3 separate regions of the Homo sapiens genome follow, and regions 1 and 2 are each linked to region 3. The links are chromatin loops, found by intact Hi-C in ENCODE. Cell type or tissue: heart right ventricle. All regions are shown on one strand. Links, peaks and the distances in the headings refer to the core of each region. The heading gives the core; the rest is flanking DNA. Region 1 overlaps LOC101928004 (a long non-coding RNA gene). Region 2 overlaps LOC101928004 (a long non-coding RNA gene). Region 3 holds the start of LINC03055 (long intergenic non-protein coding RNA 3055).

Region 1 (10,364 bases), core at 895-8,894, 140 kb after region 3:
GGATCATGAGGTCAGGGGTTGGAGACCAGCCTGGCCAACATGGTGAAACCCTGTCTCTACTAAAAATGCAAAAATTAACCAGGCACGGTGGTGGGTACCTGTAGTCCCAGCTACGCAGGAGGCTGAGGCAGGAGAATCGCTTGAACCCGGGAGGCAGAGGTTGTAGTGAGCCGAGAGTGTGGCACTGCACTCCAGCCTGGGTGACAGAGCGAGACTCTGTCTCAAAAAAAAGAAAAGGTAAATTTTATGATATTTGTATTTTATGATAATAAAAAAGGTGAATATAATTTTATACTATATGACATTTAACTCAATAAAATCAGAATATTATCAGTTCAACATATAATCAATGCTAAAAAATTATCGACATAGTTTACCTTATTTTTTTACACTATCTTCAAAATCCAGTGGTTTTTTCTTTTGCACTTTCAGTACATCCCAATGGCCACATGTCAAGTGCTCAAAGGGTACACGTTGCTAGTGGCTGCCATATTGGATGTACTGCTTTAGATAATGTTTAGCAGGAAGATAGCTTCAAGGACCCCCGATGGTTGTTCTTTCAACCCCAGGTCCCCAAAGGCCATGGGGTGAAACCTTGGTGACCATCAGTAAGACAGGAAAAACTGACTGTTTTTCCTTCTCTGTACTCTCTCTGACCACACAAATCACTTCTGTGACCAGATGTGTGGGTTTTTGGCACATTGACCAGTTCTCTGCCACCAACTGGGTGTCCCACAATACAATTCAATTCTGACACCATCTACCTGGAGATAGTGTCAGATCCCACAGATTAACGGCTTAGTCTCACAAGACTGCCCCCTACTTCTTGCAATTGTAGGTAGTAGGGCCCAGGTTACAAACAACTTCTGTCCAACTTGGCTGCAAATCTGAGGCTCCCACAGCCTCTTTCTCAGGTTCAATCATTTGCCAGAATGGCTCACAGCGCTCACGGCAAGGCTTTGCTTACTTTAACCCATTTATTATAAAAGGATACAGCTGAGGAACCGCCAGGTGGAAGGCAAGGTATGGGGGAGCGGCGAGGAAGTTCCATGCCCTCTCAGGTGTGCCGCCCTTCTGGCACACATGTGTGTTCTTATTCCTCAACCCGGAAGCCCCCCGAGCCCCAGAGTTCAGAAATTTTTATGGAGGCTTCATCATGTAGGAATGGTCAATTATTAACTCAATCTCCAGCCCCTCAGTCTCCCCAAAGGATGAGAGTTGGGATTGAAAGTTCCAAGCTTCTAATCATAGCTTGGTCTTGCTGGTGACCAGCCCTGACTCAGGAGCACACCAAGGGCCGCCTCATTAGAACAAAAGCACTCCTATCACCCAGGAAATTCCAAGGGATTTAGGAGCTCTATGTTGAGAACCATGTCAAAGACCAAACGTTAGAACAAAAGATGTTCTCCTATTGCTCAAGAAATCACAAAGTTTTGTTTGTTGGTTTGTTTGTTTGTTTGTCTTTCTTTTAGGAGTTCTGTTCCAGAAACCAGAGACATAGGCCAAAATACACATTTCTTATTTTAAATCACAATATATCACCATTGCACAGCCTGTGTGGTGTCTGCAGCCAGGCGGGGCTGCCTGACTTCCAAGCACCTTTCCCCTCCACAGGCTGAGAGACTTGCTCACGGCCCAGTGTCAGGACAGTCAGGATAAGACTAGACTGAGCTGGCTCCTGAGCCAGTATCTTTAGGTATGGTTTAGTAGCTAAGGTAGAATTCAGAACACAACTTGTAAGGTTCACGAATGGCTAACGGCTAAGTGAAAAAATGAAGTCCTTAAGAACTGGCGATAGAGAAGGCAAGGGATTTTATGGGGGGTATGAGTAGGGTTTGATGAGCAAAGTCCCAGACAAACTGGCATCCTTATCATTGTAAAAAATATAGACTTCCTAGCATGAGCCTTCTTACATAGCTTAGCTGTTGACAGATTCCTTCTTTCCTTCCTTCCTTCCTTCCCCCCTCCCTCCCTCCCTCCCTTTCTTCCTTCCTTATTCCTCCCTTTTAAGTGTATTTCATGGGCCTCTCTGTAAGGTGGCTATCTGTTGTGAAGTCTGAGGGGACTGGGTCCCCTCCCATCCCCCAGCCCCTGCTCTCTGGGAAGTCTGCTGGGTGTGCTGGGCCGGCTCCTGGACAAGCTGAAGCCGAGGACTGCAGCAACTCTTCCCATCATCACCCTGGCTGCTGTGGGGAAGCTGGCAGTTTTCTGGAAGACTGCTTGCTTGGAATGCTTAGCATCCTCCCAGGCTTCTGACTCTCCACTGGGGATGCAGAAGGTCTGCATTGCAGTTTAATCCACTACTGAGAATTCCTGTGCTTCTAGAAACCATCCTCTCACCTCCGAGGGACTCCATCTTGTCAGCTGCCCAGAGGAGACAAAACGGAACACTGCCCCATGGCTCAGTGCTTTGCACAGTTGTCAGCTCCTTGGCTGGCAAGCATCAGATTGATTAAAAGGAGGTTTTCTCAGACATAATCCTGCCCACTAGCCAGCCAAACATGTATGCAAAATGAATGGCAGTACTGGGAGGGGCTCTGTCCAGCCACCCTGGACATGGGTGTGAGTGTGCATGTGGGGTGTGGGTGTGTGCATTGTGAAAGTAAAAAGGGTGTGGGGTACAGAAAGAAATGGTCTTGTTTTCGATTCTATCATCGTTTTACGACCTCTGGCTCCATTTCCTCCTCTGGAGTTAAGGGAGCGAACTGTCGCCAGCCAGTCCCAGCCCTGTGATCTCTGCGCTGGTTTGTGTAGGCGGCTCCAGAGACACAGATGCAAGACTTGCGTGTCTCAAACTTGAAAAGGAACAAATTGCTGGGGGAGGGGGAGGGGGAGGGGAAAGGGTGTGGCTGCCTGCACACCCATCTGCCCCTCCTGAAACACTGCCACCCTTGAATGCATATCCAGGAGCTCCTTGGAATCTCAAAATACATCACGTATATTAGGATTTAGCTCCCTGCTCCCCACTGCACACTCACACCCTGCTGCACTGTGAGGATGGGCAGGCTGGTGTCACTCTCATTTTAAAAAACGTGGGTTTGTTCAGCGGCATGGGCTCTGAGGAGACCCTTGGGATGTGTGGATACCAGCTTTGGTAAAACCAGTGAGCAGGTGGCTGGAGGGACACTGTGGCCCCTCCTCTGGGCAGTACAAAGGCCTCCTCCCAGGCCCAGCTCCAGAACCAGGCTCTGTGCCTTGTCTACCTGCTGCCTGGCCTCAGGCCTTCCTCCTCCTCTGAGGGCCCTGGCATCCTAGAAGGCTGGGCTGCCTCTTCTGCCTGCCCTCCTGCTCCCTGTTCAGGCTTCCTACAAACACCTTCTCAACTCCAGAGGCTGCAATTAGCATTTTACAGCAGACAATCCAAGGCTAACACAGATAATGTCATGGACAGCACTGCTTTTATTCCCCTCTGGGATTAATGTCCTATGAATAAACATTCCACAAAGCCTATATTCATAGAAACGCTTATGATGTGGAATTGGAGCCAAATGGTGCCTATGGACAGCCTGGGACAAGGGAGCGTGGAGAGAAGGTGGGCTCAGGGGGAGAGGGGAAGCTGGGGGCTGCTTGCTCAGTGATTTGGAAGCTGCTGCATTGGTACAGTGCCATCAGTCTTCGTAGGCAGGACTTCAGACCAGGCAGGACAGGAGACCAAGCAGGGAGCTCAGGGAACCATGTCAGTCTCCACAGTGGAGTCTGGACTCCGGAGCTCTCGCCACGGTGTCCCACAAGCAACAGAAGAGACTCGGGGGTGGCAGGGTGAGGGAAGTAACACCTATGAGCTGATCCGTTCAGCGGAGAACTGGAGGTGGGCTCATTTGATATTGCGATTGCTCAACATCAAATCCCTTCAGGAGCTGCCATGTGCTTGCTTGACTGATTACATTTTTGTTTTTGAAAATAAAAAAATCTGTAGTATAGACAGCAAAATGTTAAAGCTGATGAGTGGGTACTTGGGCCTTTGATCTATTATTTCTGCATATTTCTACGTATTTAAATTATTTCATAATTTTATATATATATATATATATATATTTATTTATTTAAAAAGGAGGAACTGGATATTCTTTATTTCATTTGGCAGAAGCTGTTTTGGGAAGTCCGTCTTACCCATGCACTTTCCCTTCCCACCTGCTTTGTGAAGGTTCCAGACAGGGCCAGGAACACTGCGTTCCTTGACCGGCAAGGTTTTGTATCCCTGCTCCCCCCTCCCCCTGCACCTCTGCAGAGGAGCAGCACAATTCCAGCTTTGGCATACCCGGGAACCCCGGTGCTGGCCTCGCTGCACCCTCACAGCTCAGCTAATTCCAAGACGTGCAGGCAGCGCACTGCCTCTGTCTCTGCTGTAAACAACCAGCATGAATCATCGCGGAAGTCAGTAGTCATCTCTCCCCCGTTTGCAAAGACTGGGGAACTGCAGCATCACAGGGTGACCCGCTGGAAGCCACAGAGGGAAGATAACCTGGAGGGAAAACTAGAGCTGAAAAGCTGCAGCTGGGATTGAAGGCTGGAGGCTGGAGCAGTGAGCCCTTCTGTTCTGAGTAGGGCTGGGCTCTCCCAGCAAAGGGCCTGTGTCACCAGCAGCGACCGCTCAGGGGAGCCTTGGTCGCTGAATGGCTCTTTGGGTGGTGTGGTCTCCCTCTGGCCAGACCTACAGAGTGGCCCTCCAGCACCCAGCCTTGCTGAGTCCCTGCAGGCCTGCTCTGAGGGAAGGGGCTGATAGTTCAGACGTTCAGAGAAGGTGCCTGGTGGCTCCGGAACTGGTAAGACTATGTTCCAATGCTCGCAGCTGCTAGGAGTTACCAGGAGGACGTGATCAGGAGAAGCACTTGGCTTGAGCAGAAGGCATGGTTTCTAGGAGACTGGAATTGTTTCTTGGACCCCACCTCTACTTCTGTCTTTCCTGGACATTTTGCATCCAGAGTATGCTCTTATAATGTGACCATCATTTTGCTAAACTGTTTGGAATAAATTATACCCGGAATAAAATCTAAGTGCCTAGGGTCCTCTCAGAGAGTTCCCTTGGGTCTGATTTTATGAGAAACCACTTGCTATAGCCTCAGAAGCAGTTAAGACCCCCCAAATATTTTCAAACCAGTGTAAGTGGCTTGGATTTTTAAAAAGTGCTCCTTTTACAGAGAAATTGTAATTTTGTTGTTGAATTATACATTTTTAAGTCAAGACTTGAAGTATAGTTACTACATCATCATATATAAAATGTTTTCTTTGGGTATGGCTGCTGCAGCCCTTAGAAACCAACGTCATCACTGAGAGTGTCACAGACTTTAACAGTCCAGCCTTCTGTTCCGCCAGGGCACTTGAGGATCTGTTCTATTTGCTGCTTTAAAATAACAGCCCTCCCTTATTCTGAGGAGAGGCAAGGATCCATCGGCCTGGACTATTTATCAGTGGTTTCTGAAGACAGGAGAATGTTTATTTTGTGAGAACATTTGTCCTACCTTAATTTGCAAGGGACTTAAAAAGTAGCCACCATGAAACACAATAGTAAATATTTGATTCTTGTGAAACAGGTTAATGTTTGTGATGGAATTTCTTCTACATCAGAGCACCTTAAAAATCATTTTCCAATGGTCCCAATTTTTGTGTTTTCAGAGCCCTTGGACAGGAGGCGTTGCAGGTGCCGGGCATTGGAGGGACCTCACGCTCCGCGTTTCCTTCCCTAGCAGAGCTCAAACGACCTGCTGCCGCATCGGGCATTGTTCTCTCCCTCCTCACCCAGAGGAAAGTCCCCATGGCCCATTTTCTGAGCTGTGCTTTTCCACTCTTTCGTAATCTATTATTGTGACCTTGAGATGCAGAGAGAGAAGGCTTTGGCAGGACGCACTGCCTTTGGAACCAGAGCTGCTGCTATCTGTGCCCTGGACCACATGCTCCATGGCCATGGCCGTGCCAGTCCTACTGGTTCCTCTGCAACCGCCACCCAAGTCAGCGCCTGCAGGAGCGTGGACACTGAGAGGACTGGGACAGCGAGGAAAGTGTGCTTACAGAAGGGCCGTGTGTGTGTGTGTGTGTGTGTGTGTGTGTGTGTGTGTTAGAGATGCACAGAGGTACAGACACAGGAAAGAAAGAGACCAAGAGAATCTGCCTTTAAAGTAGACTTCAAGTTATTTGTTTCTAGGACTGTACCTGATAGATTTGATTCTCACCAAACTCAGTTGCAAAAACTCTATCCAGGGAAAGGAATCTGCAAGCCGGAGGCACGGAGCCGTGGGGACTCAGGGGCAGGAGGACTGTGGTCACCCTTGGGTCCCCACACTCGTGTCCCCGTTCCCTGCAGCCCCGTTCTTCTCTCTGTCTTCACCCTGCTTTGCGTGGGCAGATGCTCCTGCCAAAGCTTACTTCATCAGATGAAATGAAGGGGAATCTGATTTGCCACTAATTGGACTTAGTGTAGGCAATTAGGGTTAAGCTGCGATGAGGGAACCACCAGACGCTGGGATTTTCATCACAGTCCTGAGAAATTCTTCCAGAATTTAAGTGGTTGCAAATCACGATATTAGTTTACAGTGGCAATATTTTAAATCAGTTTAAAACAGGATATTGGCCGCCTGGAAATAGCCAGCTCAGGCATTGCCGTTATATAGATATAAATGTACATAATGTGTGTATGTGCATATATGTGTCTATACACAGACATATACACATATATACACACATATACACATACACTGTACACTTCTATATTTTTATATATACACCATATATATAAAAAGATAGTCAGTGGTGAGACTATATATGCATATCTCTCGCCAGGTGAACAAGGGCATTTAACAGGCACACAGGGTGTTTCCCTTTTCCTTTTCTCAGTTGCCTCATCTTCAATTCCTGTCTGGAATCAATCATTCACAGATAATGAGGCTAGAGCAACAGTTCCTGGGCCGTCTATCTCCTCCCGTGAAAGGAGTTTTCACTCTGCATGGGGCTTGCAGTATTTTAAGCCATCACCTCATCAGCACTTGTGGCGATGCTTCTGCCATGCCGCTGTTCAAATCTTAGAGCCTGCCCTGCAAGCAGAAGCATCCATTTCACCTACTGGTGCATTCAGTCATTTCATCCTTCACTTAGTATCCAACAAACACTTACTGATTGCTTGCTCTCCGGACAGCCCTGTGGACACCACCAATGGGGTGGGAGATGCATGTGTTATGTGTGACTGCATACGTGTGGTATGTGCGTATCTTCATGTGTCTCTGTGTATGTGTGTGCTATGTGAGTAAGCATGTGTATGTGTGTGTCTGTGTATATATAAATATATGTGTGCCTCTGTATCTCTGTGTGTTTGTATCTGTGTTGCGTGTGTTTGTGTGTGTCAGTGTCTGTGTGTGCGTGTGTCTGTGTCTCTGGGTATGTCTGTGTGTGCTTATGTGTGTGTCTGTGTCTGTGCATGTCTGTGTGTATGTCTGTATGTGTGCATCTGTCTATATGTGTGTATGTCTCTGTGTCTGTGTGTATATGTCTATGTCTCTGCGTGTCTGTGTGTGTCTGTGCATGCATGTGCATGTGTCTGTGTGTTCCTGTGTGTATCTGTGTGCCTGTGTGTGTGAGCTCACAGCTCTGGAACTTACATGCAGAAATAGGCATACACAATCGTGCCCACACACACCAGTTGCATGCTTATTCCTACTCTGTGGCTCTCAGGCTGCATGAGTAAGTCCCCAAGCCATTTCCCTCCCCGGTCAGAGCAGCCACCTGCTTTCAGGACAGCAGCTGCCATTTATGTTTCCATTTCTGGCACCCAGTGACCTCGCTGAGAGCGGCTGAGGAGAAACAGACACCGACACCCCGTCCTTATCTGCAGCAGCTCCCACAGAACCACAAAAAGGGGTATCTTCAAGGGTGGTGGCACAAAGCAAGGACGGCGATGACGGGGGTCAGGAAGCTGCTCAGGACATTGCATCGCCCCAAACTTTCTCCCCACAAATGCAGTTGCCTCTGCCCTGATTACGATTCCTGCCAGATACTCCGAGCAGAATGCACTTTTGCCATGGCCAGGCATTTTCCATGTTACTCTGTGCCAGCGGTGGCTCTGCATCTGAGACCTGCCATTCTGCACACTCAGGATTAGGTCTTAGTTTGGGAGCTGGGGCTCTCGGTCACTCCCAGCCCCCAGCAGGCAGATGTGCAGACCCCCTCGCAGGGGACATGCAGTGATCAGAAAGATCTAGGGAATATGGTGTGGTAGAGCAGCCCCGGGGACTCTCTAGATCCGACCCCAGAGGGTAAGTGGGACGTGGCAGCTTTCATTCAGCTGCAGGGGAGGTGAAGCCTTCCTCTAAGCCCCTGAAATTGACAGGTGACAGCGTCCTGGCCGCCCTTACACACTCTCCGCGCCTCCCCGGCCTTGGCGCCCACTCTGGCAGAGCTTGAGGAGCCCTTCAGCCCGCCGCTGCACTGTGGGAGCCCCTTTCTGGGCTGGCCGAGGCCGGAGCCGGCTCCCTCAGCTTGCGGGGAGGTGTGGAGGGAGAGGCGCGAGCGGGAACCGGGGCTGCGCGCGGCGCTTGCGGGCCAGCGCAAGTTCCGGGTGGGCGTGGGCTCCGCGGCCCCGCACTCCGAGCGGCGGACCGGCCCGCAAGCCCCGGGCACTGAGCGGCTTAGTGCCTGGGCCAGCAGCTGCTGTGCTCGATTTCTCGCCGGGCCTTAGCTGCTTCCCCACAGGGCAGGGCTCGGGACCTGCAGCCCACCATGCCTGAGCCTCCCCCCACACCGCCGTGGGCTCCTGCATAGCCCAAGCCTCCCCGACAAGCGCCGCTCCCTGCTCCACGGCGCCCAGTCCCATCGACCACCCAAGGGCTGAGGAGTGCGGGCACAGGGCGCGGCACTGGCAGGCAGCTCCACTTGCGGCCCCGGTGTGGGATCCACTGAGTGAAGCCTGCTGGGCTCCTGAATCTGCTGGGGACTTGGAAAATGTTTAGTCTAGCTACGGGATTGTAAATACACCAATCAGCACTCTGTATCTAGCTCAAGGTTTGTAAACACACCAATCAGCACCCTGTGTCTAGCTCAGGGTTTGTGAATGCACCAATTGGCACTCTGTATCTAGCTCAAGGTTTGTAAATACACCAATCCACACTCTGTATCTAGCTAATCTAGTGGGGACGTGGAGAACTTTCGTGTCTAGCTCAGGGCTTGTAAACGCACCAATCAGCACCCTGTCAAAACGGACCAATCGGCTCTCTGTAAAATGGACCAATCAGCAGGACGTGGGTGGGGCCAGATAAGGGAATAAAAGCAGGCTGCCGCGCTAGCAATTATAACCTGGTCGGTTTTCTTTTGTGGTGTGTGTTTATATTGTGCGAGTTCTGTTCTTTTGTTCTGCGGTAAATCTTGTTGTTGTTTGCTGTTTAGGTCTATGTTCCCTTTATGAGCTGTAACGCACACCATGAAGGTCTGCGGCTTGGCTATTGAGTCAGTGAGAGCGTGAACCTACTATTAGAAGAAAAACTCTGAATACGTCTGAACGTCAGAAAGAACGAAGTTTGGACACATTGTCTTTAAGAACTGTAACACTCACCCCAAGGGTTTATGGATTCATTCTTGAAATCAGTGAAACCAAAAGCTTTCCAAAGTTTAACACACAGGGTAAGTCTGGGGTGGTCCAGCCTAGATAAGGGTTTGGTTTGCTGGGGTGATTTAATGTAGGATTATTGTCGGGCATAAGGGCAGTTTCTGACAGCTGGGGAGGATTGTAAAGAAAACCCATAATCCTTCAGCCCTGTTCTGCGTGGCCCGTGCTGTGGGTAGGATACCCTAGAGAACAAACTAGGGTAGAAGGCCTGGGGCCGGCAGACTGATCATGTGATGCTTAGCCTAACTACTATTCTCTCTAATCCTGCTAGTAGTAGATCTGCCAGTGTTCCATCTTAGCTGATGTTACTGGTGCTAGGGGAGTGACCTTTTGTGGCTTTCCAGCCATTAGCCCCTGTAGGATAGACTGGTTTGTACTGGTGCAGTCTGTTTAAAAACATGCATTCCTCATGGCTCATCAGTTTTGTGTGTTAAGTCTCGCCATGCAGGTGGTCTTAATCTTGTTTTCAACTTGTAGCTCTGCCATACCTGTCTCTCTAAGGAGACCTAACTATTGCCTACTTCCCACCTGCGGCCATTCATCCACCAGGCCCAAGCTTATGGGTGTTGAACAATACAGCTACTTATTTTTGACATTGTGTCTTTATGTGTGTGTCACTCCAGTGGAAGTCAACCCAACCGTGGGTAGGAGACAATACATGTATGAGGAAAGGGATCACAGGTACAGAAGTTCACAGAACTAATGCACTTTTTCACATTTTGGTGCTCATAATGCATTTTCCCCCTATAGATATGATTTGAGAAAGAAGACACTGAAA
Region 2 (10,364 bases), core at 1,167-9,166, 150 kb after region 3:
TAGGATTCAGTCCTGGTACCTTATGTATGTCAGGTTCATCTCCAGCTTTCATCCATCTTTTCTGTAAAGGCTGTGGCTCCTAACTCGGTTAACTCTCAGTAAGGGCAGCTATCCTCCTATTAGGATAATTGAGCTTCCCTGTGGATTGAATACTTTGACCTTGCTGGAGGACAAAGGAGAATTAAGGAGGTAAGGTCCCTGCCATCAAGAACTCTCCCCGCCCCCACACTCAGCAACAAGCTGAGAAGCAGGACAGGACACACAATCAATATGCTTCTCATATAAGAGACTGATTGTTCATAGTGACTGGTGATTTTTTTTCTTGAATATTCACTCAACCAGATTTTGGTATGCCAGCTTAGATTTCTTTTAGAAAATAAGGGCTACCAGTGTTTGGAGTAAGGCACTAGTCTTGCCTCTTTTTCTTTTTCTTTTTTTTTTTTTTTTTTTTTCCTTTTTTTTTTTTTGTTGTTGTGGTTGTTGTGGTTGTGGAGTGGGAGTTTCGCTCTTGTTGCCCAGGGTGGAGTGCAGTGGTGCGATCTCAGCTCACTGCAACCTCTGTCTCCCAGGTTCAAGTGATTCTCCCACCTTGGCCTACGAAGTAGCTGGGATTACAGGCACCTACCACCATGCCCGGCTAACTTTTATATTTTTAGTAGATATGGTTTTGCTGTGTTGGCTGGGCTGGCCTTGAACTCCTGGCCTAAACTGATCCTCCCACCTTGGCTTCCCAAAGTACTGGGATTACAGGCATGAGCCACCGTATTTGGCCTTTATTTTCTTTAGTTGGGGGCTGCAGCAGGAGCTCAGAGTGCAGTAGCCCTAAGATGGGCCGATGGGAAGGTGTTTTGCTGTGGGTGTGCTATGACTGGCCTGTATGGGCTCCTGGGAGCTGACTGTTAATATATTTAGAAATTTTGCTAGCTGGTTGGCCATGGTAGGAGTATTTATACCAGGGAAACTAGCAAATGGCATGTCAGGGCTTTTTCTCCTGCTCCTCTGTAGAGCCAGCTTACCAGGACACCACTGATGACTGCATGGAGCAGCCAGGAGGGATTATGGCTGGTTATTTCACTTTCTTTTTTTTAGTCCTGAATTTTATCAAGGAATATAATACAATATATTATATATATTATCTTACATAATTCTTACATATTATATCACATTATAACTAATCTTTGATAAATTTCAGGACTAAAATGTAACTACTTATATATATTCCTTATATATAATATTGCCTTATATAACATACTATATATAATCGTTGTAATATAATACATATAAAAAGGAATATGATATAAATGTGTCCCACTATAAATAGGACAAGAAGACAGGCATACAATTAGACTATGGAATAGTCCATAATAAAGAATCAAGAGGTTGAAAACACCAGCCTTGGAGACATCAGTATCCAGACACTGTAGGAGGTGCTGTGGTGACCAGTGGGGATTTGGAAGGAATGCAAGTGTCACTTTCATTAAGTGCAGCCCTGCCTCGCCGCTGCTAGTCAGCAGCTAAGGCCCTGCACTGAGGGAGGCCTGCCTGGCCCAGAGGTTACACTGCCCCTTCTCCTTCCCACCCTAGGGCACAAAAGCCACTCCCTTGCCTCAAAGTAAATTACCTATGTGAGGGTTATGAACTGCTGGCGTTTAAGCCAGCAGCTTCTTTCAAGTTTTTGCCAATTAAAGGCAATTAGGCAAGCACTAGAAGAAATCATTAACCCTCTAGTGAAACCAGAGCATTTCTATATTCTCCCCCCTTTGTGGAGCAAGTGCTAAAAGCAATCATTTCCAAAAAGCCGAAGCAACAAGGATGAATCCTCCCATCTCCATCACCAATGCCCAGTGGACCAAGGTTTTGGTATGAAGAAATGAGTTTTCTTAGCTATCATTATCAGCAGTGCTTTTACCCAAATGCAAATTCCTTGCTCCAGCCTGTCTTTGACACAGGGGTGGGCGACTTCTCAAAGGTGGTGCAGGGAATAAGCCCCCAGGAGGTGGCATCTGAGCTAGGACTGAAGACCTAAGGGAACCAGCCCTGCGAAAATCTGGAGGAGGAGACATCAAGTCCCTCACCACATCCCAGGAATGAAAGACCCAGGTAACAGCCTCAGGTGGGGCGGGGGAGGCCAGAGCCGCCTGGGTGGCCCTGCCGCTCTGTGGGCCTTGTCAGCCATGTGGAGGAGTTCAGGTATTTCTAAGTATAAAAGCTTCCAGGTCGGGCATGGTGGCTCAAGCCTGTAATCCCAGCACTTCGGGAGGCCAAGGTAGGTGGGTCACCTGAGGTCAGGAGTTTGAGACCAGCCTGACCAATATGGTGAAACACCATCTCTACTAAAATTACAAAAATTAGCTGGGTATAGTGGTGTGTGCCTGTAGTCCCAGCTACTCGGGAGGCTGAGGCAGGAGAATCGCTTGAACCTGGGAGACGGAGGTTGCAGTGAGCTGAGATCATGCCCGTGTACTCCAGACTGGGCGACAGAGTGAGACTCCATTAAAAAAAAAAGCCTTCAGGCTCATCACCTTGGTGAGGCAACCACCAATTTAAGTGACCTTCCAGAGCCCCCAGGCATCCCCCTACACAAATACTTTTTTCTAAGAGTGACTAAAATTGGTGTTTCCTAACCTACATAAAAAATCACTTAGGTGAGCAGTATAAAATACCACTCACTTTTCCTCCCCTATAAGATTACAGATATATCTAAAGTCTTCAGGTCTGTATATAGTAGTGACTTAGCTACATCACTGGTTAAAGTAAATGTGCCAGGACTGACTTCCCAGGTCTCTCATAGGCACGCCCTTCAAACCCACATTGAACCTGAAATCCCAGTGTTCCAGGTTCAGTTGGTTTCCAATGGCACCCAGGTGTCAGGTTGACCCGATAGGATGCCTTAGGTATCGGGGCCGTGGGGGGATGGGAGGATGCAGGTGCCACCTTAAAGCATCACACCATCCCACCAGGCTGTTCCAGAAAACACAAAACTTTTTCAGACTCTGTCTCCAGAAAGGGACTTAGTCTCCAAAGAGGTTGGTTTTATCTAGATGAGTTGATAGAGAATGTCTGCTGGAATTGGGCTCTGATTCAGTCAGCGTTTGCTATTTAAATCAGTCTTAGATAACTTCCCTATCAATTGCATTCTCTCTTGCATGAAAATTACTTCCTGACTGCCTCCTCCTAGCTCAGTACTGTTCTATTGCTTAGGACAGGAGTGGGCAGTGCCCTCGTAGATGTTCATGCGTGTACTGATAAAAATTACCTATAACTCTTAGTGTGATCTAACACTTCAAGCAGTATCTGAGAGAAGGGGTATCGGATATAAAACAAATCATGGCCTGCCAGAGAAGAGTCCTTCAGTGAGCTCTTGAGAGTTGAAGCCAAAGAGGCCAGATGCTGAAGAACTTGGATGCTGTCTTAATGAGTTTCACAGTTAGCCTGTAGGTGATGGAGAGTCATAAAAGAATTTTAAGTAGGGGAATGACATAATCACACTTGCATTTTAAAAATACAGCTTTGGCTGTGATAAGTGGGGAACGGGATAAGGGTTTAACTTATCATGCACACTAAATTACTTCAAAACATAATGCCTTCAAACAACAGCACATTTGGTTGTGTGTGTGGCAGGGTGGAGATCAGGATTTCTGGAGCTGCTTAGCTGAGAGGTTTTGGTTAAGGGTCTCCCAGGAGGTTGCCATGAAGGTGCAGGCTGGGGTCACAGGCACTGGAAGGCATGGCTGGAGCAAGCAGACCATTTCCAAGTGGCTCACTCTCATAGCTGCCAAGTTGGTGATTGCTGTTTGTAGATACATCCAGTTCCTTCCACATCAACCCTGCCATAGGCTGCTTGAGTAGTCTCATGACATGGCAGCTGGCTCACCCCAGAATAAGGTAAGAATGATCTGAGAAAGTGGTGAAAGTGGCAATGTGTTTTGTGATCTGACCTCAGAAATGACGTATTGTCATCTTCTATTTGGTAGAGGAGAGCTGTTATGTCTAGCTCACGCTCAAGGTAAGGGAATTAGACTCCACCCTTTGAAAGAAGGTGTGCTAGAGAACTTGCAGATGCAATTTAAGATGTTTGTGGAGGTTCCAAAATAAGAGGTTATTTTATGAATCAGGTGAAAAGGAAAAGGGGTTGTAATCTAACCCTAAAGCAGTGAGAACAGGGCACAGATTTAAAAGCCATTAGGGTGCTGGAATTGATAGGCTTCGGACACTGCTTGTAATTAGTCTTAGCTGGGAGGAATCTAGAAGAGTTGCAATCTATAGGAGGAAGGGTATGGTCAGGACATGCTACATGTGAGATGCCTTGGTACAGTGAAGTAGACATTTCAAATAGGCAGTTGTACATACGAATCTGGGATTAATCTGGAGGTCGTAAGTGTGAAAGCTATGAATATAGATGAGATCACTTAGGCAAAGGGAGTTGTGGAGAGTGGCCACAGGATTAAAGGGTGGGAGCAGAGTGTGGGAGAGGGCACTTAGAAATGTTTCCAGGCAAATGTTGGGGGCCTTTGGAGGTAGGTGATTATGCATGTCCTGTGGTGACTGACTACATGGTTGCCTCAAAGAACTATCTGCTTGATTGCAGGTTTGATGGTGGTAGATAGTGTGAAGACTTTAACTTCTGTGCCTCAGTTTCATCATCTGAAAAATGGGCATAACGGCAACTACCTTATGGATTAATATAGGATTAAATGGGATAATGGGTGTAAATGCTTAGCAAAGCTCATAGCATTTAGTAAGTGCTCAGTAAAAGGTCACTATAAGCATTGGCAAATACCCTCTTGACTAGGATTGAGGACGAGAATGAGAAAGTAATGAGATAGAGCCATAAAAGCAAATGTGTAGAAAGGAGTTTATCTACTAGGCTGTGAGGACTGCTGAAGGATGTTGAGCTGGGGTGACTTAGAGTCTGCATTCAAAGTCCTGGCAAGAAAGTGGACTGGAGCCCCCAGGGCAGATCAGGGTGCCTTCTCACAGGGTCATGGCACCATGCCCTGCTTGGACTTTGCTTTGCTTTCTTTCTTTACTGGGACATTCAGGCGAATGCGTAGTTGAGGAAACAGATGATGAGTTACCGTTTCCCTCACTGGGTCTGATCAGAGCCACACACAGTGATTAGGGACAGGGGATCTGGTGCTCCGTTCACTGCAGGGGAACATTCCTCCGAGGGACCTCTTTCTGATTGTTCTAATCATCCCTGCTGGTTGGACAGCAGAGAGGGGCACGTTTTTCTGAAGTTGCTCCAGTCTGGAGTTCTCAATCAGATGAAAAGGAAGCCGCTTGTCATGAGGCGGGGCTCTGGGCCATGTGGAAACTGAGACAAGTCATGTCCAGAAAGGCGCACCTAATCAGCGGCTTATCTTTGGGCGTAGAGTCGAGCGGTTGATATGTGTTTCTGCATGCACTCTCCCAAGGTGACCTATGGCCATGGCAGTCATTGCTGTGGCAGGCTGTGTCTGAGATCACAGGAACGGGTGATGAGGAGCCCCTGTGTCCTGCCCTGAGGACCCAGCGGCCATCTTGCCCGCGGAGACTACAAGTCCCAGCATGCACTGTGCAAGCCCCCGGCATCAGCCCCTGTTGCAACAGAGGCCCGGAGCCGCCTCCTGCCTCCCTCAGAAATGCCCTTTCTTAACTTCCAGCAAGTTGGCAGGTGGCCGCCCAGCCCAGGACTCGAGCAAATGCTTTCAGTGTGATGGTGGTGCCATTTTTAATTCCTGGTGGCTTCCTTACACCATGGTGAGGCAGAAAAACGAGATCTCTTGCAGAGCACGGCCTCGCCTCTCATTCAGCCGGGACCAGAACTCTGGCGAGATCCAGAATATTGTCAGATGGGAGCTGTGGCCGTGAATAAAAAAAATGAAACCAGATGTTCTTCCCTCCAGTTGCCTCATGTCCGTGCAGGGGCTTGGAGGAGGAGGCTGTAAAAATGTCACAGCCCTTGATTCCTGAGGCCCAGATTTACGCGCCAAGTAACCTTGCACCATAAATCCACTGCCCTCGCTGGAGCATCAGCTTCCGAAGGGGCAGGGCCCAGCTGTGGTGTTGACCAGAGCAGGCGGACGGAGCTGTGGGGACGCGGGTGGGGAACACGTGGGCAGGGAGTCTGGCCGGGAATCGAGATTGCTTTTCAAGAATTTTTACATGGGCAAGAGATTTTAAAAGATTGGCTCGGAGTTTGGCCTTAGGAGATACGCCAAACTCTATTTTGCATCTTAGCCTGAAAGGGAGCTTGATTTCTCTTTGGAGTGAATTGGCAGATGCAAGAGAACTTGGGAATGGAACTCACATAGGCAAAGTTTTCATTGCAGGTTGAAGTATTTGCAGGAGAAATGAGAAGCCGGCAGAGGCCAGACCCTGTGAGCCCATAGAGGCTGGGATTTATCCTGAGTGCCACAGAAAGATTTTGGATTTAAGTTTTAAAATGGTTATTCTATCTGCCGTGGAGAGAACAGATTATAGGGGTGGAGATGAGAATGGAAGCAAAAAGGCAACGTAGGAGTATAGAAGTCCATGCAAGTGATGGTGACGTGGACGAAGAGGAAGTGTGAAAATGGTGGCTCAGAGGTGGGGTGAACAGACAGTGGGAAAAATTAGGGCTACTTCCAGGGATTCTGGCATGTGCGGTGGAGGGGATAGGGATGTCACTGAGACAGAAGCCTGGAGGAGGAGCAAGTTTGTTGATGAGATTGAGAGTTTAGTTTGGGACATGTTGGGTTGAAAACACTTATCCATGCCGATGTTTTAAACAGACACTTGGATATATGGGTCTGCAGATATGAAAGCTCAGGGCTAAGAGAAACTGGGGAGTCACCTTATAGATGGCAATCAAAAAGGTGTTTGGGCCACAGTTACTCTGTGCTGTTGACACTATCATTGTTGTCACCTTTTGCCTCTCCCTGGCCACCCCAATAACACCAGGCGGGCTTTAGGTCATGGATGCAATCTCACGCATTGCTGTTCCCCCTCTGTCTAGCATCTGTTTTTATTTTTCCAGCTGGACCAAAAAGTGACACCACTGCTACCATACATGGTACAAAAGCTTCTTATCCTGACTCTAGACAAGCAGAATTCCTCCCAAGTTCCCCATTTCTGCCTTTTTGCATCATCTGTCTCAAGTTTTCTGCTCTTAACATTCTCCCCATCTGTTGACATTTTTATGGTGGGTCTAGCCTTATTGTCACTAAACATCGTTGATTTACTTTATTTTATCCATGTTGCTTGAAGTACGTGATTAGTTTTTAGTACATTCTAATGACTAAATTCTGATAGCTGACTTTACAAAATGCTTCTAGGTGTATGTCTAACCAGCTGATGATCAGGGCATCCCTGTTCACGGTGGGGACTGGTGGGGACGTCACTTGGTGATGCCCATTAAGAAGGCAGGTTGCAGTGGGTCATTCTGTGTATGCTTAACATGTTAAATGCAGTTTCCATTTTACATAGCTGCGTCGTCTGTTCTAATTAAATAGTAACAAATGTTCCATTCAGTGGATTCTTCATATAAAATGACTCAAACAACTTTCCCCTCCCCCAAATAAGGCTGGAAACGGATGCACACTTGTGCCATGGAGTTAAAACCTGCACTCGTGTGTCCAAAGCCTGAACAGATGCACTGGGACAGCTGAGTGTTGCTTTGTTGATTGGCAGGGGGTTGATTGTGGTCTAATGCGGAGCCTTAGCGCTGCTGTTTGATCCCAGGACAGGTCTCTTTCTCCCCATATCAGTGAGCCTCATCCCCCACTTAATCATGAAGTGCTTAATCATGAGGCTCAGAAGGAACTGACAGAGCCTCCCGCCCCAGCACCTTGCCAGGGGTGCCCCCAGCTCTGCCTACTCCTAGTGTGTTTAGCCTTTGCGGATTCCTAGATTCCTCCTGGACTGGATCTTCAGATTTCAACCCCCTTTGGGAGACTCGTTACTGTTAACTGGGATGGCAGTGCGGATCCAGGAGTCAGGAGAGTATGTGCTGTACAGGAAAGTGTGTAGAAGGTCAGATGGCTCACAGCGGGCGTGGAGCACAAGAAGCAAAGAGAAGCAGGTTGGAGCTCTGTCTGGGGGAGAACGGCCAGGTCAAGGCAGAGGCTGAAACGAGCTTAGAAAGCAGATTGAGAGGGAAAGACTGGGTGAGGGTGGGGTGGTGGTGGAGAACCAGGCCAGAGGGTCATGGAAGCCAGGGGAGAAGAAATTTCCAGGAGGAAGAGTGATGAGTCAGTGCCCCGCAGAGGTTATTAAGACACAATAGAAGTGTCCATTAGACTTGGAAATTCAGCAGTAACCAGTGTGATAAGAGCTGGTTAATGGACATGTGGTGGGTCCCAACACCAGCCTACAGGAGGTTAGTAAGTAGGACAGTGAAAGTACTTTTAGAAAATTTGGCAAAGAGGGGCAGAAGTTAGAGGGAATGCCAAAGCTGCTGGAGGAATCTGATCGCTAGTTTCTGTGTGTAAGGTTTTCTGCTGTTTTGCTCGGAGGCAGGGGTTTATAATGGTATTTACTTCACGAAGGCTCAAGTCTCCAGCGGTGTGTCTGGAGGGGGTTATATATGCCAGAAAGGGGTTGGAGTAACAAACCAAGAGATCTGCCCACTTTTTAACCACCCACTCTTCTGCTCGACAGCTGCACCTGTGCCTTTGCAATTCAAACCTAGGGACTCGCCACCCTCAGTGCCCAGTCAAAACCCGCTAAAGCCCTGGCAAGGAAGCCGTTTGGTGCAATTCCTGCTATCCCTGGGAGAGTATTTTTGTTGTCTTCATTATGGTTTTGCTTTTCCCTGGAGAGAATTGTGATGGGTACGACGAAGGGCACACCTGGAGAGAGGGTGAAGAGAACAGGGAGGGGATGCTAGCGCAGAGAGGAGAATGAGGTCTGCACAGCAGTGTCAGGCCAGTGAAGGCAGGAGCGAGCAGGAGGCAGGGCAGGGGTGAGTTGCAGAGCTCAGGGCATTCATGACTGGCCAGCTCACCTTTCCCTGTTTAGTAGGGGGCAAGGCTTCCTATTGTGCAGGATGACGAGGGAGCCATGAGGCTCCAGGAAAAAATCTGAGGCTGAACTGTTGTGGGGGCTGAGAGGGAGCTGAATGGGGCTGGGAGAGGACTGTCTCATCACCATGGCCCGATCAAGGCTAAGGATGCAGACTTGGTGTCCCTGGCGCAAGTGGTCCAGAGTTTCTTCCATCAGTGCCATCAAGATGGGGGAAGGAAGAAAGTACGTGGGAATTAGGGGAGAGGTCAAGACTGTAAGGCAGGTGAGATTATGGGCTGATGGGTCAGAGGATCTGGGGGTCATGAGCAAGTCATCCTTTCTCTAGCCCCTCCCACCCCAGCCTCTTTATTGAAAAGCTGGTTTATTTCACTCCTGTGTTTTGATACAGAGAGAGGCCGGTGGGAGCATTTTTCCTTCTGGTAATCCATGCGCTGAAACAAGACCTGGCAGTGAGGAAGGGCCAGGAAAGGAGGCAGGTGGGACTGGTTGGCAGTGGGAGGCAGAAGAACTATGCTGATAGACCAGACCTAGCGTGTGATTTTTCTTATTAGGCTTTGTTTTTAGAGCAGTTTTAGGCTCACAGCATAACTGAACAGAAAGTACAGAGTTCCCATATGCCTGCCCCCACCCCTAAACGGTTGCTTCCATCAACATCCTGTACCGGCGTGGTCCATTTGTAACAGCTGATGAACTGACATTAACACATCATTTTCACCCAAAGTTCACAGTTTGTATTAGCGTTTACTCTTGGTGTTGTACATTCTATGGGTTTAGACAAATGTATTATGCCATGAATCCATCACTGTAATATACAGTTTCATTGCCCTAAAAATCCTCTGTTCTCCACCTAGTCATCCTTCCCTCCCCTCTAACTCCTGGCAACCACTGATCATCTTCCTGTCTCCATAGTTGTCTTTTCCAGCATGTCACATAGTTGGACTCATACAGCATGTGTAGCCTTTTCAGATTGGCTTTGTTTACTTAGCAATATGCATTTAAGTTTCTTCCATGTCTTCATGGCTTCCATATTGCGTTTTTTAGTACTGGATAATATTCCACTGTCTTGATGCACGATGGTTTATCCATTCACCTATTGAAGGACATTGTTTCTAGCAATTTTATTCATTGGTTGCTACAACATGGAAGCAGTGAAGGGTATGTGCAGGGTTTTGTGTGGACATGTTTTTAACTCATTTGAGTAAATACCAAGGAGTACAAATTCTGGAGTATATTGCAAAAGTAGTTGCTTTGTAAGAAACTGCCAAACTGTCTTCCAAACTACTATTTGGCATTCACACAGCAATGAATGGGAGTTCCTGATGCTCCACATCCTTGCCAACATTTGGTGTTGACGGTATTCTAGATTTGGCCATTCT
Region 3 (10,364 bases), core at 681-8,680:
CATCTCTACTAAAAATGCAAAAATTAGCTGGGCGTGTGGCGGGCGCTTGTAATCCCAGCTACTCAGGAAGCTGAGGCAGGGGAGTTGCTTGAACCCGGGATGTGGAGGTTGCAGTGAGCGGAGAGTGCGCCACTGCACTCCAGCCTGGGCGACAGAGAGAGACTCCATCTCAAACAAACAAACAAAAAACAAGTGGAATTTTAAAACAACTACATGGGAGAAAAAAGTAGGATTTTCATGAAATCCTCCCATTTTTGCACAGCACCGAGCTGTCTGGTTTTCTGTGTCTAGAGCTTCCTAATGAAAGAGAGATAAACACATATTGAAATCAAGGGGGAGATCAAGGATGATTAAAGAGGAAGAAATGAAGATATATCACGAGGATACCACAGTAATTCCAGGGATTGAGGAAGCCAGAGTACATAACGAAGAGACGTTATGCACCCTTAGTGACGTGGGAATGAAGGTATCACTAAACAGCTGCTCAAGAAAGACCAGAAGTTCTCAAAGTGTGGTCCTGGACCAGAGGCATCACCATCACCAGAAAACTTTCTAAAAATGCAAGTTCGCAGACCCCGACCCACACCTGCTGAATCAGAAACGTGGGGGTGGGGCCCAGCAAGGCTTTAGCAAACCTTCCGGGGGATTCGGATGTGCATTCAAGCTTGAGAAACATGACTGTAGACCAGCGCTTCCCAGCACTGACTACGTACGAGTCACCCGGGAGCGTGTTAAGCAGCGCGCTCTGATTCAGCAGGAGAGGCCAAGATGCTGCCGTTCTCACCAACGCCCAGGTGAGGCTGATGCTGCCGCTTCTCAGGCCACACGTTGAATCACTTTTGAAGGAAGGTTGAGTGAGCATTCGGTGACTGCAGGGCTTCGTAAGGAAATAGTCAAGGAAAACACAAATAGCAGCATCAGTTTATCTCCATCGATATTTTAAAGGATCGGAGCAAGAAAAATGCTGCTTTTAGTGGTTTGTTGCCTGGTGTTCCACGGATGTTTCACCAACAGCAATGCCTTTGCATATCTATTACATGCTTCCTGAAAGCCCCAAGCATGACCTGTGAAGCACTCCTCTCTGCAGACGCAGAGGCTGACGCTGGCCCATAGAGCTATTTGCCTTCCAAGGTCACAGAAACCTTGGACGGATCGGGCTGGCAAAGGTCTCCTGACTACCCGGCTGGAGCTCTTTCTGCAGGCCGCTTAAGGCTGTCCTAGTCAAGCCACAGTGGGAAGTAGTGACAGAGAGCATGAGATTGACATTGCTGTGCCTCAGTCGTAAAAACCGGACCAGCTCAGTCTCCAGGCTCACTGGTGAATAATAGGAACCTTTATCATCCTTTCCGTCAGAAAGCATTTATTTAAAACCCCTTGGCTAACTCACAGGGTGAGCTGGCCTGTCACACACCATCACATGGTGTGGAAACTGGCAATTAAATTTAGCAACCCACCTCGGCAAACTCAGACTGAGATGTTTACTGGCCAGCCCAGCCCAGGGGGAGCCAGGGGCTTTCATTCCTAAATCAAGAGGTTTCCAGAAAAAGTGAAACACGGCTTGGGTGGGTTATGCTGAATTATGAGCACCTGTCCCCATCAATAACTTGGCGTCCTCAAAATGCTACTGCAGGACTCTGAGGTCCAAGAATGCCTGTCCTGTACACAGCTGAGGGACGGCTATTGGCCTCACTTGCAGGGCTGCCGCTCAGAGAGGGGGAGATGCCGAAAGGGAAGCGCTTGCTTGCTCCAAGGACAGCTTGTTTGTTTACTGACTCTGGGGACAGAGAGAGACAACATTAATCAAAGAATAGATGTCATTTCCCCTCCACACCCTGAGAAGAGTGCTGCAACTGTGGCCCGTGGTTTATCTGTAACAATGTAGGTGAGCCACTTCAGTGCATTTCCATGATGGCAAACAGCAAGGTGGGCATCCTGAGGAGTGAGTTTCCCGGTTTACAGGGGGCAATCAGAATTATGGCCTGGATGCAGTGATACAGCAATGCCTGTAGTCCAGGAAGCTGTTCTGTTATAAAGGTCTACTTTCTGGAACACCCTTGGGGCTGCAAGCTAGCAAAAGTGGAGTTTGTGTGCATCTTCCGGATCCAGCGGTGTGAGTTAGGATGTCTCAACAAGAGGGGCTGCCATTTGTCATCTTAGCCAAAGACTCAGCCAGAATCCTACTCTTTAGTGGGGCTGGGGATGTGATGGTGAGAGAGAGGTAAGAGGATGAGTCTTGCACAAGCTAGACTTGTTAGTCACAGCTTTCCCAACCCTTGACGTGCCTGGTAAATTATAGCTGCCCAAGTGCAGTGAGGGCTTGTCTTCAACGTGGGCCCAGATCTGCTGCTGTGGGCAGAAAGGGAAGGACCCTCGCAGCCCTACAGGAAGGTACCAGATACCACTCTTCCTGTGTGTGAAAGCACCTGCTGCTCAGATTTAGATAAATGTGTTTCAGCTCAAGCACACCCACAGGAGTATCTGTTCTCCCACCTTACACAACAGCACCTGACAACAGAGAACAAAACTTGAAGTGTCGTAAACCGGGCCCTGAGGGGAGGAAAAAGGCTGGCGGATATGGGAGCTACCCCTGCTCAGAAATGAAGGGGAGTGGCTGTGTATTCTTCTGAATGTATAACCCTAGTGAATTTCCAGTAATGCTGGGTGATGATGGAAGGGCATGGAAGCCTTTAAGGCTGGTAAAACCGAGCTTGCCAAGCCAGGTTCTCACATGTGCTGTCATTAAGAGTCCTGGCAACCTGTTAGTGTCTACCCTGCCCCTTCCAGGTCCCATCTTTATCTCTGCTTTCCCTCCTTCCCTTTTTCTTTTGCTCCTTCTTCTTCTCTCTTGTTTCCTCTCCCCTTTTTAGACCTAAAAACAGTGTCTCCCTCCAGACCTTCCTTCAGTCACTGGGGCCCCTGGGCTAAGGAAATAACTGGTCCTCCATGGGGCAGAAGAAACAGGTCAGGGCCAACACTCATGTGGCCTTGAGTCTAATGCCAGCATGACCCGCTGTGTGGGTTGCTGTCTATTTTCAGTGCCTGGTTTCTCTCTCTGTAAGATGGAGATAATGGTCCTCCCTCTCCCTGCCTTCACAGGGATGATTTCAAGGACAAGCAAGATCATGCTTAAAAGCCCGCCTCGGGGGAAGGGCTGGGTGTTATCAGGATTGTTCATTTACCTTCCAGAGTCTGCTGATGTTTTTACTCGTGTCTTTCTCATCTTGTAAAGCAGGTTACATCCTAAGAGTTGTGTTTGGCTCAAGGTCACGCAAGGTTGGGTGTCTCAGCTGGATTTAAACAAAGAACAATTGAGTTCCTAATCTACGGCTCAGCCCATTGGACCACAGTGACCTCTGGTCTCTTGTACCTGGAAGCCCAGCCCTGCTGGAGGAAGTAATGCGCCTGCTCTCCAGGTGATGTGGGAACCTGTTGTGCCGCTGCCTCCTCCCCCAGCAGCCAGGTGGAATCCAGCTCTCTCTGTGTCCCCAGCATGGCACACCTGCCTAGCACAGCCTGCCTTGCAGAGCAGGTGTTGGCTGTGAGATGCTCAGTCTGGCGAGGGGAGTCAGAGGACGCAAATCTGCTTGGGGGATTCAGAAGTGATGGACAGGCCCCAAGTGTGAGATTTCCAGGCTAATTAAAAAGTTTCTCTTCTATGAAACTTTGAATTTAATTAGTTTGCATATGGGGCATCTAAAATGGAAATACCAGGGAAGCAGAAATGCCAAACAAAAGTGGAAAGATCCCTTCTGAGTGGGGGACGACCCCAGCTGCTGTGGCTGCACTGTGGTGGTCGTTTTCCTGGATTGCCCTGCTCTGCTTTGGACTGCAGGGCTCTGTCTTCTGAGAACTACATTTCCCAGGTCCCCTTGCTCCTGGCTTCTGGCTGGCCTCCACCCAGGGAGTCAGTGAAGATAAACCGAAGGGCTAGCGGACGGGAGATTCAGGGCGTTTCTCTGTCTCTCTGCAGCCTGGTCAGGGTCCTTGGCACTGGTCCTCTGTGGCTGGGTGGCCCTTCCCTCCATCCTTCCAATTCCTACCAGATAGTGCAGGATTCAGGTTCAGATAACATCCCCTTTCCAAGCCCAGAGTGGGTAGAAACTTCTAAACTTCTTCCTGTTATTTCTTTCTGGGTTGCCTCACTGCCCCTGTTTGACTTTTCAGCAACTCCAACGTCTTTGCAACCAGTTCCCCATGTTCCATCCCCTCTGCTGAAGACCTAGGCTGGGCACTGTTTTCCCAACTGATCTGTAGCTGGAATCTCTGAAGGCACGTCTGTGGTACACACGAGGAGCCTGAAACTGGGAGAAGCCCCTGGACCTGCCTGTGTGAATTGCATTAGCAGTGGGACAGGACCCAGCTCTCCCAGGGTAACTTAGAGACTCCTGTGGCTGTGCTTCCTTGTCGGGTGGGGGGCACTTTTGGTTTAATCTTAAAAAATTTATAAGTAGGGTAAGAAATTCATAATAGATAACAGGGTGCACAATAAAAACCTCAATTTTCCTCTCTCTGAACCCTAGTTTCCCAGAATTGCAGATAAGAGATTACAGGCTTGTAATATTTAGGACTTCTCAGGCCCTGGACTGGAAGTTTTTCTCATCTTATTTTTGTTACTCACAATAACCTCACGAGATAGAAACGTTACAGGAGGGGAAACTGAGGCTCTGAGGCAGAAAGCAATGTGCCCAAGTATGTGCCTAAGCTAGGATTCGAAACCAGGTCTGCCTGAGTCCCAAGCCTGGGCTGTTCCTGCTATACCCCAGGAGACCATATGCTGTTGTCCACTGTAATTATCAACAGTGCCCTTCACTCTCAGTCTGGTCTCAGAATATGGGTCATGTGATCACGCTGGCCATACCATGCTATGCCTTGGTGATGGACAAACGTTGGTGATGCAGCTTCCTTGATAGTTGAGGCCTGGCCCTCCATTACCATAGACATCATTGGGTTTAAGGACAGCCTTCACACTTTGGTAGGCAGTTCTTCTTGGCTTATGATGGGGGATGTGGACAACCACATGAGCTCCCCTTCTTCCAGGGAGCTTTCCCTGACTTTCACAACTCCCAGGATCTCCTGGTCCATGCTGCGCTACTGACCTCTTTTAACTTTATGGGATTATTGTTCTAATTTATTTTCTCTTTTAAAAACTATGGTAAAGTGCATATAACGTAAAACTTACTGGCCGGGCGCAGTGTCTCACACCTGTAATCCCAGCACTTTGGGAGGCCGAGGCGGGTGGATCACCTGAGGTCAGGAGTTCGAGACCAGCCTGGCCAACATGGCGAAACCCTGTCGCTACTAAAAATACAAAAATTAGCTGGGTGTGGTGGCGCATGCCTGTAATCCCAGCTACTTGGGAGGCTGAGGCAGGAGAACCCCTTGAACCTGGGAGGCGGAGGTTGCAGTGAGCCAAGATTGCGCCACTGCATTCCAGCCTGGGTGACACTCCTTCTCAAAAATAAAATTTAAAAAAACCCCACTTACTATCTTAACCATTTTTAAGTGTACAGTGTAGCAGTTTGTTTTTTTTAGAGACAGAGTCTTACTGGCTCAAGTGCAGTGGCACGCTCACAGCTCACTGCAGCCTTGGCCTCCTGCACTTAAGTGATCCTCCCACCTCAGCCTCCCCAGTTGCTGGGACTGCAGGCATGAGCACTGGCAGTTTAGCAGCATTAAGCACGTTCACATGGTCTTGCTACCACCACCACCATCCATCTCCAGAACTCTTTTCATTTTGCAAGACTGGAGCTTTGTGCCAATTGAACACCAAGTCCCTTTTCCCTTCTCCTTCCAGCCCCTGATGACCACACTTCTACTTTGTTTCTACGAATGTGGTGACTCTAGGTATCCCCTGTAAGCAGAATCATTCAGTATCTGTCCTTTTGTGTCTGGCTTATCTTAGCATAATGTTCTCAAGGTCCATCCATGTTGTAGCATGTGTCAAAATTTTCTTGCTTTTAATGCATTCTTTTTTTTTTTTTGAGACGGAGTCTCGCCCTGTCTCCCAGGCTGGAGTGCAATGGTGTGATCTAGGCTCACTGCAACATCCACCTCCTGGGTTCAAATGATTCTCCTGCCTCAACCTCCCGAGTAGCTGGGATTACAGACACCCACCACCATGTCCAGCTAATTTTTTGTTGTTGTTGTATTTTTAGTAGAGATGCAGTTTCACCATGTTTACCAGGCTGGTCTCGAACTCCTGACCTCGTGATCCGCCTGCCTCGGCCTCCTAACGTGCTGGGATTACAGGCGTGAGCCACCATGCCTGGCCAAGGTTTGTTTTTGTTTTTGTTTTTTTTGGAGATGGAGTCTCGCTGTGTCACCCAGGCTGGGGTGCAGTGGTGTGATCTCGACTCACTGTAAGCTCCGCCTCCCAGGTTCATGCCATTCTCCTGCCTCAGCCTCCCGAGTAGCTGGGACTACAGGCATGTGCCACCACTCCTGGCTAATTTTTTTTGTATTTTTAGTAGAGATGGGGTTTCACCGTGTTAGCCAGGATGGTCTCCATCTCCTGACCTCATAATCTGCCAGCCTCAGCCTCCCAAAGTGCTGGGATTACAGGTGTGAGCCACCACACCCGGCCCCAAGGCGTTCTTAATTAAGTTTTATGTTAATGCTCTAAGGGTGAGTACATCCTTGTGGCTTTTGGAGTGTCACACAGTGTGGCAGTATATTTGACTGCTTAGTCAGTATTAACAAGTGAATAATGCAGATTTGACATTTTCTAGCACTTGTAGCTGCCAGAGGAGTGAGGCAAGAGGCTTACAAGTTGAGCGCAGCCCCCAGTCAGTCTGTGACCTGGTCTTTTGTGGCATCATTGCTTTCAACTACACTTGTACTTAAGTTTATGGCATAGATTAAGAATTGGCTTTTTGCACTTAATTGAAAAACAGAGGTTACATAGTGGTGTCTCATCAGTTCAGCAGCAATGCTTCAATCAGAGGTGCACGTGTGTGTGAAAGTGTGAGTGTGTGTTTGTGTGAATCACTTTGCAGTGACAAGCTAGATGCAGGCCGTGGAATTTCTCTTCCCATTTACTCTGCCTTAATAGAAGCATTGGTTTAGAGAGAATATTGATATGCTGATTCTAAATTGGAGACCCTCCCAAAAGAAGAAAAAGTCTCGAGTTTCTTTTCCTGTCTTTTTATATGAAGAGTGTTTCCTTCAAAGGAGAACAGGAAAGAAGGTGCTGAATTTGGGTGTGTGGGCTCTTTGCTCGCTTAAGGCCCAGGGAGTCACCACAGCCATGGCTGACAGTGCCAGCTTTCCTGCATGCGGCCGCTGGCCCATGGGTTTCACTTTCCTGTTTTACATTGTAGAAATGGGGACAGAGAGACCGAATGACAGGCACGTGGCCACGCAGCTGATTCAAATAGGGGTGGTCTGGCTCTGTCAACAAGGTTTGTTTAGGGTCTGGTAAGGGGTCACATCTTGGAGGTATCAAGGTGCACTTGGCTCCAATTGCATCTGCGTCTAGCAGGCTGGAGTTTGCTGCGCACCGTGGGCTGGAGCCAGGCCTGCACGCCTCCCTCCCATCTTCAGACAGCAGCTGCCTCTGGCCTTGGCCTGCTTTCCTCTCTTGCTGAAGGAGCCCCACCAGGTGGCCCAGCGTCCTCCATCTGTGGGGTCTCAGGCCTTGCGTAGCCTCATGCCCCAGGAGCTCATCTTGATGCTGGACGTTGCCCTGAGGTCAGCCTGGAGTTCTAGCTGGGCCTGGTGACCCTGAAGCTGTCTCCGCCCAACACTGCTTCAGCTTCTCAGAGGCCCACGGCTATAGTCAACACCAGGAACACTGTCCATTCCAGAAGCTCCCCTGTGTGACTGTGAAGCACATGGCCTGGGGTGGAGGAGGTGAAGATGAGGGTGGATGTTCCAGTTCATCATCCGGGTACAGTTCTCTTCTTGTTACCTGAGCTCTTGTGTGTTACTGAAAGCCAATTGGATGCACATGGAGTTTGAACAAATAAAGAATGAACACTGGGGTAGGGCACTGTCACCTCTAGGATACCATGTTCTAAAACGTGCACGTGCCCCTGGCGTGGTGTGATATGATAAGTCTGCAAAACGAGCTCTTGGTGGGAATGCATTTGGGGCCTTATCAATCAACCCCAAACAGTGTAGACACAGACAGAGATGGGCGTGGCATTGAAGCCAGAGTGTTCTAGGTACTGTGTGTGTGCTGGGGGTAATGTGTAAGTTCTGTTTCCCAAGATGTTGGGAAGAAACCCTGCCTGCCTGGAGTGGCTTCTGGGATGCAGCCTCGGAGCAGGCCTGGTGGTGCAGGAAGCATCTGGCTGTCACGCCTGGAGCTAGTGTGCCCCTGGCCCCCGGCCTGCTTGCTGGCCAGCCTGGAGCATGGAGGGGGAAGAAGCTGCAGAGGAAATTGGTGGGTGAGGCCACCACGGGTTTGCAATAGGTCTCAACCTGTCACCGTCAAGGCGGGGCCTCCCATAAAAGGCCTCTTTAGCCAGAATTTGGGTTCCTTTTGAGCCTTGTACAGCACAAAATGAATCCAAGACAAGCAGACAGTCTGGTTTTACTCCTTCGGTTGATATATTTTAAACTCTGTAGTGCATATTTACATTTTTAACCACATGCTGACTTACTGTTTGTGTGGGGAGGTCTGTGCTCTCCTAGTGCCTTGTCACGGGGAAAGGTCATCCGAGGCTGGGCTCCTTCATGCAATCACCAAGTCTGGCTGTGGGAGAAAAGTCCTGAGTCCTTGGGTAGCTGTTGTGGTACCTGCTCTGAGAAGTCCCCCAGCCACTGGGCCTGGACCTGTCCTCAGCTGCCAGTTCAGTGGGTCTCGCCTGCACCCCAGGCCGTCTGTCATCTGGCCAGGCTCTGACACAAGGGTCACGGGGCTGGGGGAGGCTCCTGGCCAGGTGTGGCGAGGGGCAAGCCCACACAGAAGGCAGCCCTCTGCCCAGGAGCCTGCGGGTCTCCAGAGCCTGCTTGCACAACGCTTCCTGCGTGCGTTTGCATCACAGCCTCAGCAACTGTCGCGTCAGCATGTGACCTTTACAATTGTTGACAAGGAGCCACTTCTGGAGACTGTGCTCAGAAGGAGGAGTCCCTCTTCCCGCCACTCTCCTGCCTGCCTGCCCCACACGCTGCGGCCCACCGCTGGCCACTTGGCATTTTATTTCATTTAATTTTAAATTTATGTTTATTTTTTGAATTGATTTTATTCTGTTTTATTAATTTAATGTAATGTTATTTTAAAGATGGGGTGTCGCTCTGTTGCCTAGGCTGGTCATGAACTCCTGGGCTCAAGTGATCCTCCTACCTCAGGCTCCCAAAGTGCTGGGATTACAAGTGTGAGCCACCATGCCTGGCCTATTTATTTTAGAATTTATTTTATTGTTATTTTTAACCTCACTGCCTGATGCGCACTTTTGGAGAATTTGGCACTTCTCCCTCCCTGTGAAGACCCAAGATCGGCCCCCGTGTCCTGGCATCACTGCTGTCACCTCCAGGCATAGTTTGGCAACAGCCCCACCAGCACACACACGCACCCCCTGATATTTTCTGATTCTCAGTGGGGCTCGAGGAGCCTCCTGCTCCCAGCTTTATCTGACCTGGGGAGGAGTCGGGTGAAAGGAAAGGTACAGGGCACCTTGTAGAAGACCTGGCAGAGGAGGCTGGAGGAGGGAAACATTTCCGGGCAGGAAAACACTAATAGGGCCGTTCAGCGGCTCTCAGGCCTAGAGGGGTGTGATCCCTACAATTCAAGGCAGGCCCCAGACCCGCCTGGGCTTAAGGGCTGCAGGGGGATCCTTTTCTCTCCCTCATTGCAATTTAGGCCATTCTTCCCTGGAACACACGAGTCAGAGTCAGCCAGGTAAGAGGCAGAGAGAAAGCCAATTCCTGTACCTGGAGGAGATGTGGATGCCATGGAAACTTGGTGCCCTTGGAGGCTGCATGAAGTTGAAAGTGGCACGGTGGCAAGCCCGGGAACTGGGAAGCGGGGATCAAGGGAGAAGAAAATTGAGATTTTATTATGTATCCTCTTAAGCATTGTGACAATTTTATCCCACATATAGAAGAATTTTTTTTAACATTACACTAAAAAAGTTGCACAACTTTTCACTGATTTCTTGGAAATAGGAAGATACAGAGATTCTCCGAGTGACTCACGGTCAGCCTCTACTCATGGGCATGGGTGCTGATTGTTTCAGCCACTGGTACCTCCTTGACTGCTTCCCAAAGCCAATTAATCACTAAGCTCTACTAGTTGTAGCTCTTAAACATTCTTTCAATACATGGATTTCTCTTTATTACCCCCTAATTCAGGAGTCAGTAAACTATGGCTCTTAGGCCTGATCTGTCTGCTGACTGGTTTGTAAATAAAGTTTTATTGG

The links. A loop is a pair of places that touch in the nucleus more often than their neighbours do. Peaks named below come from ENCODE experiments on the same cell type or tissue, not always from the same donor. Only the 100,000 strongest peaks of a DNase experiment are listed, where the experiment ranks them.
Region 1: a loop joins it to region 3, with 1.9 times the contacts of the local background. A loop is called at or near these places in 16 of 110 quality-filtered maps.
Region 2: it touches region 3 in a loop (3-fold over the local background); 13 of 110 quality-filtered maps call a loop at or near these places.

Annotation. Positions count from the first base shown.
Region 1 is chr6:6,744,173-6,754,536 of GRCh38, reverse strand. The region is part of intron 2 of LOC101928004 (a long non-coding RNA gene); the gene reads left to right. LOC105374901 (a long non-coding RNA gene) reads left to right here. Exons shown (of 2, transcript NR_187807.1): 2 at 2,012-2,631. Among named protein-coding and RNA genes, the nearest start is that of LY86-AS1, 130 kb to the right of the region's middle. RefSeq lists enhancers at 2,670-3,287, 3,908-4,525. In heart right ventricle, for the core only: a CTCF peak has its summit at 5,636; DNase peaks (open chromatin) are centred at 2,756, 4,376, 5,866 and 7,776; H3K27ac peaks cover 6,193 bases.
Region 2 is chr6:6,732,551-6,742,914 of GRCh38, reverse strand. The region is part of intron 2 of LOC101928004 (a long non-coding RNA gene); the gene reads left to right. LOC101928047 (a long non-coding RNA gene) reads right to left here. Exons shown (of 6, transcript XR_001743949.2): 6 at 9,524-10,364. Among named protein-coding and RNA genes, the nearest start is that of LY86-AS1, 110 kb to the right of the region's middle. In heart right ventricle, for the core only: no CTCF peak of the experiment used is centred there; a DNase peak (open chromatin) is centred at 5,584; H3K4me3 peaks cover 2,376 bases; H3K27ac peaks cover 7,608 bases.
Region 3 is chr6:6,884,276-6,894,639 of GRCh38, reverse strand. It overlaps LINC03055 (long intergenic non-protein coding RNA 3055), which reads right to left and starts at 8,967. Exons shown (of 3, transcript XR_926430.2): 1 at 8,607-8,967; 2 at 3,180-3,287. LOC105374903 (a long non-coding RNA gene) reads left to right here and starts at 4,286. Exons shown (of 3, transcript XR_926431.3): 1 at 4,286-4,370. RefSeq lists an enhancer at 6,901-7,536. In heart right ventricle, for the core only: no CTCF peak of the experiment used is centred there; DNase peaks (open chromatin) are centred at 1,181, 1,694, 3,889, 4,252 and 1 weaker place; H3K27ac peaks cover 4,202 bases.